3 separate regions of the Homo sapiens genome follow, and regions 1 and 2 are each linked to region 3. Evidence: chromatin contacts called from ENCODE Hi-C or POLR2A ChIA-PET data. All regions are on one chromosome and are shown on one strand. Each heading gives the region's core, a stretch centred on a gene start or an enhancer-like site at or near the end of the contact. The rest is flanking DNA. Distances are from core to core; before and after follow the strand shown. Region 1 overlaps CFAP61 (cilia and flagella associated protein 61). Region 2 overlaps RALGAPA2 (Ral GTPase activating protein catalytic subunit alpha 2). Region 3 overlaps RALGAPA2 (Ral GTPase activating protein catalytic subunit alpha 2).

Region 1 (3,099 bases), core at 205-2,704, 240 kb before region 3:
GGGCTCCTTTGGAATGTAGCATCTATTTTCTTCATGCCGAGGCCACACAGCTGCTAAGTCACGGTTTGGGGACTAAACAGTGTGATGTCAGAGCCCACGATTCACCATTGCTGTGTGTAGGCCAGTTCCCTCATGTTGGTTAAGTTTTTATCCCAATTTTTATCACGATGAACAGTGCTACCATATCTGCCCTTATTATTTTTCAGCACATTTGTTTTGATTTCCTTTGAACAAATTCCTGGAAATGGTATTGCTCAGTCAAAGGTAAAGTTACTATCTCTTTAATCAAAAAGCATAAAGTTTTAGAATTTGAAAATGAAAACTTGTGATTCCTGAATTGAAAAAGATGATTTCTCTTGGCAATATGTTGCTTTATCTAAGCAACATACAGAGTACAGAGATATACAACAAACCCTCTTTTTTATGTCAGATACAGATTTTTAAGACAAGTAACCAGGTGTGCAAAAGGATACATCTTTTATTTTCCTATTTTTTTCTAATTGAGCTGAGTCTCTGCTTTGAGCCTTTATTCCACCTGATGGGAGTAAAAGTAACCTCCATCAATTCTGGGTAAATTTAATCATTTAATGTTTACATTGAGTCCATTTGGGAGATTTCTTCTTTCATGTTTTTAGGCAGGTAGGAAAGACATCCAAGTTCTCAGGAGCTCATGGACATGGAATGTCATGGCATCGTGGCAGGCGGGGAGGAGGCTGGGAGGGGAGGTACCTGCTGCTTGGGTAGTGCCTGTCCTCACAGGAATCCTGAGTTCAGAACATCAGCTTTTGTCCTCAGGCAAAGTCACCCCTTGTCCTGGCATCCAGGCCCCCGCAGCCCTCACTGCTTGCTGCAGAAGAATCCCATCCTCACAGCCTTGAGGCCAGTCTGAGTGTGGCCTTGTGTTCCCTGGAGCTACGTGCTCTCTTCCTCTCCGCTTTCCTTGCTTTGGGCTTTCAGAAGCTCATTGCTGCCTCATTTCCTTCCTCATCCAGGAAGTTCCCTCAGCCATCTCCACTGGACTCTTCCCAGGACAAGGTGGCAGTAGAGTCTCCCTTGTGAGGCAGTCTCCTTCCTGTATTCTCCAAAATCTTTGTAGGGATCCTGCCCCCTTCCTTCCACTTTCCTGGCCTTAGCCAGAGGAAGGAGAGGGCTGCGCTGCACTGATTTCTCCTTCTTCCCCTCTGGCTTTCCTCCTCCTGGTCCTCAGACAGTGGGCTCGCTGTCCCCATGTGTTCTTCTGCATCTGTCATTGGAAGCATCAACTTTGACTTTTGATGCATAACAGTCAGGCTTTTCAGACTCAAAAAACCTTCTTGCAACCCGTTATCTGCCTGGAAACAAAACAGCACAGAATTGACGCATTTGTTCTCTGGGGCTGGGTCTGCCCAAAGGCCTGGTGTCCCCTGGCTGTTGCCTGCAGCATCAGGAGGGGTCATGAGTCAGCAGGGATTGGCAGAAATGAAACACATCTGCTAGTACAAAAACAACACCCCACTAGGATGACAGCAGCGACAGACACATGAAACACAGACCACGAATGCCCCTCTGGGGCTGGCCGACTCCCTCTGGCTCATGGAAGAATTATAAAAATGTGATTCCATTCATTATGAAGTGATTGGAGGTCAGTAGATGCATATAGAATAAAGTACAGTGTCATAAGCCTAACTTTCAGGCCTTTTTATTAAAACTTTCACTTGTTACATCCCGTTAATAAATTCTAGTTTTACAAATGGGATATGGGCCAGGCACAGTGGCTCATACCTGTCATCCCACACTTTGGGAGGCTGAAATAGGAGGATCACTTGAAGCCAGGAGTTTGAGACCAGCCTAGTAACACAGTGAGACCCCTACCTCTACAAAAAATAAACTATTTAAAAAATGGGTTTTGCCTTCCTGGAAGATGTGAAAGATCAGGAAAAACAACCGAGAACCTAGAGAGGTTTTACATTCAAATTAAACTGAGATGGATTAAAAGCCTTCCACAGTTTAGTAATTTTCCTAAAGCAATTTGAGTTTGGTTATCTTTATTTGCACACTCATCAAATCCAGAGGGAAAATGGCATTTGAGTTCATCAGAGGCAGAGGATTAAATGGGCCTTGGAAAGTGCAGTACCTGGTTAGCCGGGGGCGCGGTCCTCCCAAAGGGCTGCCCCACGTGGCCTTGGTCGAGTGGGCAGGGACTGCCTTTCACCTCTGTGTTCCATTAGAGAAGCAGCTTGAAGCCCACAGTCCTCAGTTCTCAATCTGCTCTCATTCTCCAGGGTTGAGCCACTTTAAGTATCAAAACTTTTAGTCTGAATGTTGCCTCAAGACCATTAAGCTTAGTCAAGATGACTGATGTCATGATCTCCATAGTAACCAACTTAATAAGCAAGAAGAAAATACAAAAGATGACTTAAAAACAGGGGAAAAAAACAGAATAAATAAGGTATGAAAATAGCATGGGAGCCATAAAGATTTTTTTTACTGCCACTTTGAGATATCAAACATGACTCAGCTACAGTGCAGGCAGGCATGAGCCATTTGGTCCGTCGAAACCCATGGCAATAAACATAAATTACAGACTGTGCCACATTCCTACTTCTTGTGCTGTTCAATTGTGTCCCAGGTTTTGTTTGTTTTATTTTTTCATATAATTCAGTGCATTGAAATTATCACCATGGTAGTCACTGTAATTGTGGTTTTTATGGTAGTTTATGTATTTAACCAAAAAGAGCTGTGCTTCCAGGGAACAGGTCTCAGGCAGCACTTTCCAGTCACCTTAGCAGAGCTCCTCTCTCATGCAAACCACCCCTCCCACCGCCCTTCACGGATCTGTGGGGACAGCACTTTTCATGAAACTGGAGTTGACGGTTGATTTAAAAAATGGATTTGAGTATTATCTGTCACAAATCACAGTTGAGCAGGTCCCAAAGATGGGCTGACAATGTCCCATAGAATTATATATCACAAGTCTTTTGATTTGTTTGCAGACAACATCGATCCCCACACACTGGGTCTTTGGTCACCGTGTGTTGGTAGGACCGAGGCTGGCAGGCCCCTTTCAGACCATGTGACTTCTAACAGCTCAGTACTTCCACCACCCCATTCAAGAGCGGA
Region 2 (3,282 bases), core at 61-2,560, 140 kb after region 3:
CATCCACATAACTAGAATATTTTCCACAAATTTTAATTTGCTCATTACTACTACTAAGAAGAGGATAATCAAAACTCAGCCTGTATTATCTTAACTGGCTGGGTCACCTGGTTTGTCACCTGAAATGGAAACTCACTGTCAATGGGCCACCCTCTGTATAATCCTTTAATCTGAGTCATAAGGCAAACTGATGGCTCACCTTAAGCAAGAAGTATGTTGGAAGATTCTACATTTAATACAGAGGATTTCAACAAAAGGTTGCTATTTTTTCTATCCAAATGAAAATGCATTTTATAGTGTGCTGATATGGTTACAAGACCTCAAAACTATGAAATTTGTGTGATCCTTCACTTACAAAAATTTATCAATTTACTTTTTTTTTTTGCTCTGTTGCCAGGTTGGAGTGCAGTGGTGTGATCACAGCTCACTGCACACTCGACCCCCCTGGCTCAACTGATTCTCACACCTCACCCTCCTGAGTACCTGGGAGTTCTGGTGCACACCACTATACCCAAAAAATTTTTGTCTTTTCACAGAGATGGGGTTTTGCCATGTTGCCTAGGCTGGTCTCAAGTAGTCCGCCCACCTCGGCCTTCCAAAGTGCTGGGATTGCAGGCGTGGGCCATGGTGCCCAGCCCACAGTCTAACTTCAGATGCTGGTGGGAAACTGTTTGGAGTACAAGCAAAGATAGGCCAAGGTAGCAAGAAAAGACAGCTATGTTAAAGCCTCATGTTTCCCAGGTTGTCTTTGCCTTCCTCTTCTTTTGAACAGCCAAGAACTGTTCATTTTTCTACAGAGAAACACAAAGCATATGTGCACATTTTTAATCTACTTACACATCCCAAAGTACAGACTACGTCCTTCTCACAGATCTATTTCTAGTCTCTTCAGCCTTCAGCAACAGAAGCCAAATAACACCATAGGGCCAGCCCTTCCGGCTGTCTTCTCTAATTGTTTATTCTAATTATGCAAGATGTTGAAACCTTCTGGGAACAGTTTATATTTGTTAATGAATCTACTGGTTAATCCAGTATCAGAAGGGGGAGCCCAAGAGCTTCCTAACTTTCTAAACTATAATTGGCAAATGCCATTTTTTATGGATAGTGGGAAGAGTTAGTCTCTGAAGCCTGATGCCAAAAACAGATAGATGTTGGTTTCTGGGCTATGAGCAGGAGCAAATAAGAGCTGAGCCAACACTGGCAGCATCTTCCTAAAGATAAAGAACATCGCCATCTGGTGGGATGCAATATAGCCACAGCACCATTGCTTCCAAATTAGAGCGTCCCCACTGGTCCTCAACACAGCAGACGGACGGAGAGCCTGCCACCACCAGCTGGTCTGCCTTCCCAACAGGCTGGCCTAATGCAGCTTTTAAGGCTTTGTTTTTATAAAGCTGTCAGGAGGGACGTATCAGATGGAGAAAGTCCAAGCCTTCAGGAATAGCGGTCAGTAGCAGGGCAGGAGCACTCGTGATTTAGTGGGAAGGAAGGGGAGAGCCACGATGCTTAAGTGTGCTGTTGGGTTGTAGGTGCCCTGAGCTACCTACTCCTGTAGTTGACTATCAATTGAGATGGTGTGAAAAGAGAATTTTCAATTCTCCTTATCCCACAATTTAAATCCAATTTCCTGATTTGTAACAGTATATTTATTGGGATTTTCTCATATTTTATATTAAATACATGTTTTGTATAAATGAATACATGAATGACAGAAACAATTTCTTTATACTATTTTTCCTTTTTAAATAGTTCTTGGGCTCCCTCTGCTGGCATTTTATTTAAGAAAGAGCAATTTATGTTAAATCTGCTCTCATTCTGTGGGGTTAGCTGTTAGCAGTTGCTCTTTCATAACGAATGAAAATCATTTTAATAGTGATATGCAAATACCAAAAGACAGGATTATCTGATATTTAAAATGGAGAAAGAATTATATCAGTTACAATAAAATTATATAATACATCCTAGATCTATTGCATTTTCTATTTTGAATATCACACAATTTGTTTAAATCACTTCAAAGAGCTAAATTCTATCTTAGATTCACCAAATAATGTACTCTCTCTAAAGCCTAGTTAGTTCCAACTACCCAGATTTTAAAAGCACTAACTTTCTCGTCTCTTGACAGTGTAAGTTACACAATACCATTACTAAACTATTACTTTCTTTTTTTTTTTTTTTTTTGAGATGGAGTCTCGCTCTGTCGGCCAGGCTGGAGCACAATGGCGTGATCTTGACTCACTGCAAGCTCCACCTCCCAAGTTCATGGCATTCTCCTGCCTCAGCCTCCCAAGCAGCTGGGACTACAGGCACACAACTGGCTAGTTTTTTGTATTTTTAGTAAAGATGGGGTTTCACCGTGTTAGCCAGGGTGGTCTCGATCTCCTGACCTCATGATCCACCCGCCTTGGCCTCCCAAAGTATTGGGATTACAAAGTGAGCCACTGCGCCCGGCCTAAACTATTACTTTCTAAAGCTCCATTCGAAACACCGAAAAATGATCAAATAAGGATTACTTAATTTCATTTTTTTCCACTGAGAAAAGGCAGTGTGATCAAATTAAGTGTGTAAGCTCTTCAGTAACTTCTATTTTTTTTTCCAGATCTCTATTTTTCACAGCAATTTCACTCACTTTTTAAGTCTTCCTTACTCAGTCTTACATTTAGTAAGTGGAGTGAGGCTCATTCTTCAATAACCAAAATTCTGAGTTCCATTTATCCCTTATACAAGGTTGCATAAGCAAAATAAATAGTATAATTTCCTAATTTTTAAAACACCTTGCATGATACCAATCTGATCCTATAAAAAGCATAGGAAATGCATATCAGCTCAGCATCTTGAGGTTTCCCACAAGATCAAACTTCCCAAGGGTAAATCAGACCAGGTCCTGACAAAAAAGCACTTCCTAGAAGCACACAAACCAGATGCAGAAGCAGCGAGGCAAGGTTTGCCATACCATTCCAATATGCTTTTTTAGAATAAGGGGAGATTGTTGATCCTCTCATTACTACTATTACAATATTCCTAAAAGAAAAATAAAATCTACTATCTGTAAGTGCTACAGATTGATAAATGTTTTAACCTAAAAAGCAGTTAAAATTGTAGAACAGACCGGACGTGGTGGCTCACACCTGTAATTCCAGCACTTTGGGAGGCCGAGGTGGGTAGATCACAAGCTCAGGAATTCAAGACCAGCCTGGTCAACATGGTGAAACCCTATCTCTACTAAAAATACAAAAACTTAGCTGTGCATGGCATGCCTGTAATCCTGGCTACTCGGGAGGC
Region 3 (3,007 bases), core at 462-2,961:
ATGAGAAAGCATTTTATCAGTTACATGCAGACACTAACTACTGACCAAGAGTTCAGGCTCAGCAGTGTCTCCACTTCTGTCCTTAGGTAATTATTTGAATACTCCAGTGAATTTTGCCCTCATTTCATAAAAATGAGTGGTAATAGGATAAAATAAAAGTACTAGTAGGAGCAACAACAAACATAGCTCTCAAACTCAAGGCAGTGAAAGCAAAACTAGAAATCCTCACATATGCCAAACGTGGAGAATTTTAAGTGCCTAATAAATTTTTAGGCACACCAAATACACACCAGCTTATTTCCAATGGCAAAGAGCAAAATTAGAGAGCATGCTTGAAAAATGGCATCAAAACTGGAATATAGAAAGTGAGGCCCACTTAGAAATTTTATATATTTTTGTTTCATTTTCAGAGAATAGAATGCCCTTTATAAGTTAGATGTGCATTTGAATTCCTATCTGTAGATCAGAAAGCAAAAACTTCAGACTTAAACATGAAACCAAAATGAAACATCAATTCTGAGTGTCTAGCCTGCTCCCCAAAAGACATCTTTTGGGCTTCCAAAAAGTAATCTATTTTTAAAAAAATCTATATTACCCTCTTAGGTTGAAGTTCCTTTATAAATTCATTCATTTGCCAAATTCTGATTGCAAAAGTGCTCATGTGCCAGACTGGCTACAAAACACTTACTGATCCATAATTAGAAACTGCCTAATCATTTCATGGTTGCAATTCCTGACTCTGAAATGTTTAAATAAAATGTTCAGTAAAAGGTTATTTATAAAAGAACCAATATTTTGATCACTACTTCAAAGGGAGGCCTGATTGTGTAAATGCAAATAACTGCCTTATTTTAGTACTTAAGGTCTCAGATTGAATGTAGCTATCTATTAGCACAACTGATCCAAAGTTTAGGAGGGACATTCTTTTAGAAGATCCCATGTATTTATTTTCTAGTTTGAAAAATGGACATTTTAATATAAATTTATAATCTAAATTTCTGTTGCCAGAATTTGGTTAAGTGGGCCTTATTTAGTATACTAGAAGAGACTATGCAAAATCATATTCCACAAAAGAATCAACATTCTCTTATAGCTTTAAAATACTATAATGTGAGCTTGAAATGCTCCACACCTGAATTGATAAGAGCATTAGGCAGTAGTTTCTATGAAGCTTTTAAAAGAGAAAGTTAACTTCTACTAAACAATTACAAGTGTTCAACTAATACAGTGTCTTCTGACCGATTTTCTAATAACAGCTTTTAAAATAAATCTACCAAACTGTTTTGACTCTTCCAATGTAAAAAAGAAATTGAAAGTTAAAGCTTAAAAATTCCCCATATAGAGAGGAAATAAACTTAAAATAGAAATTTAAAATAACTTCAATCCAAAGTAAAGCAAATCGTTTCATACACTTTCAGTAAGTATAACAAATTTTATATAGTGACCCAAAAGTCACCATTGTAGAGCTTTGCAACTCAAGACGTTTTAGCTGGAGGGGTTAAAAGTGTGGGTGTGGAAGTCAGCTTTTGTTTGAAAAATTAGCAATGCTATGAGTCATCGTGCATTAGCTGCAGAAGAGTTTTGCATCTTGTACGAATCCAGACACCATATGCCATGCGAAGGCCTATTACTTTATTCGGTGCCACCGCTGACAGGCAGCCACGTGGGTATCCCCAGCGGAAGGGCTGTCTCCTCCCGGCGGCGAGGACAGGAACCCAGTGAGCTGAACACATCCGACATTGTACGGAGCAGCAGGAACAGCTGGTAAGCTAGCAAGCGGCAACGGCCCAGCGAGGAGCGTGGATGCTAATGAGCCTGGCGACAATGCCGGCCTTCAGAGGGGTAAGTGCAATGTCGGCCGGCATGTTCCCACAACAGCCTCAAGAGTAGAATCTGCTCGTTCATGCCTTCAGTCTCATTAAAGCATGATACTGGTATTTGTGGCTTATCAAAATCAGCTGTAAATCACAAGTTATAAATCCGACCAACAGATCCAACATGATTTAAAATGTTGCACTGAAATGCAAGTAAAATTCCACAGGCATCTTTGGGTCCTGATGGAGAGGTGTTGACCAGGCACTGGGGTGGTGGGGAGCCGTGAGTTGATGGCACAGGTGGAGCAGCTGCTGCTGGTTCAGGTCCTGGTTACCATTCACAAAACTGTGTGGCCTCAGGCAAGTTATTTAACTTTTCTGGGCTTCTGTTCCCTCAACTATATTTTTTAAACATAAAAAAGTTTGTGACATAATAGATTGTGTTAAGACATTGCATTGCGTTTGCATAATACATTAAAATAGGATCATAATTGTGCCTTCCTGATAGGATTGCTTAATAACTGAATAAAATATGTGAGGTTCTTAGTGCCTGGGACAGAGCAAAGAATGGTGCAGCTAAGTAAACAGATGTCTCTCCAGGTGACCCAAGAGGACAGCTCCAAGCAGCTTCACCTCCTGGTCTTGTTCTTCTCACACAAGACAAGACAGTAGCACATCTCCTTATGAGTGAGGGGTCTATGGCATGAGATGGGGGAAGGTGTCTGGCAGACACAGTGAGATGAGACAGCGATAAGAAGGGGAGGGAGTGATGTGTGCACATCTGGGTGCTGTGGACCCCAATCTGATTACTGCGGGGGGTGGGTTTGGGCTCCTAGCAGCATCTGAAGCTCCAAGATCACCAAGTTTCTTGATGGTTCCAGGTTTACCAAAGGCTCTTTTCCGCTGAAAGTCGTTTACTTTTTCTGAATGCTCCTTTCTTCCATCAAGTCCCTGTGACGCCTATTCACCCTCCAATTGCCAGGTCACAGGCCCTCTGTGGGACGCCTTGAGGCTCTGGGCTGCACTCTGCATCACAGCCATGAGGAAACTGTGCACTGCTCTCTTCCCTAATGTGCTCTGTATTCAACAAAGAGCCCCTCCAGGGTGGGCACCGGGCCTTCCATTTGTGCACCCACAGCAACAGCACAGTGCCTGGCATACAGGAAATGGCCGATGGGTATTTTGTTGAATGA

What was found. Hi-C counts contacts between places; a loop is a spot of excess contacts on that map. ChIA-PET counts read pairs that join two places held with the same protein, here RNA polymerase II (POLR2A). Pooled maps may share reads with other maps.
Region 1: a loop to region 3 is called in a map with no recorded cell type, with 2.9 times the contacts of the local background. The contact joins two enhancer-like sites. A Hi-C loop is called at or near these places in 7 of 37 single-sample maps with no recorded cell type and 5 of 50 pooled maps.
Region 2: a pooled map shows a loop between it and region 3 (2.6-fold over the local background). The contact joins two enhancer-like sites. A Hi-C loop is called at or near these places in 1 of 37 single-sample maps with no recorded cell type and 5 of 50 pooled maps. POLR2A ChIA-PET finds 5 or more read pairs at or near these places in 1 of 52 experiments (activated CD4-positive, alpha-beta T cell).

Annotation. Positions count from the first base shown.
Region 1 is chr20:20,209,105-20,212,203 of GRCh38, forward strand. All of the region lies in intron 17 of CFAP61 (cilia and flagella associated protein 61), which reads left to right. Among named protein-coding and RNA genes, the nearest start is that of CFAP61-AS1, 57 kb to the right of the region's middle. Within about 2 kb of position 1,455, at least 4 of the 41 ENCODE cell types and tissues checked have a DNase peak (open chromatin) inside an H3K27ac peak, as active enhancers do.
Region 2 is chr20:20,592,566-20,595,847 of GRCh38, forward strand. The region is part of intron 16 of RALGAPA2 (Ral GTPase activating protein catalytic subunit alpha 2); the gene reads right to left. Among named protein-coding and RNA genes, the nearest start is that of RALGAPA2, 120 kb to the right of the region's middle. Within about 2 kb of position 1,311, at least 3 of the 41 ENCODE cell types and tissues checked have a DNase peak (open chromatin) inside an H3K27ac peak, as active enhancers do.
Region 3 is chr20:20,450,825-20,453,831 of GRCh38, forward strand. All of the region lies in intron 37 of RALGAPA2 (Ral GTPase activating protein catalytic subunit alpha 2), which reads right to left. Among named protein-coding and RNA genes, the nearest start is that of INSM1, 84 kb to the left of the region's middle. RefSeq lists an enhancer at 1,946-2,055. Within about 2 kb of position 1,712, at least 8 of the 41 ENCODE cell types and tissues checked have a DNase peak (open chromatin) inside an H3K27ac peak, as active enhancers do.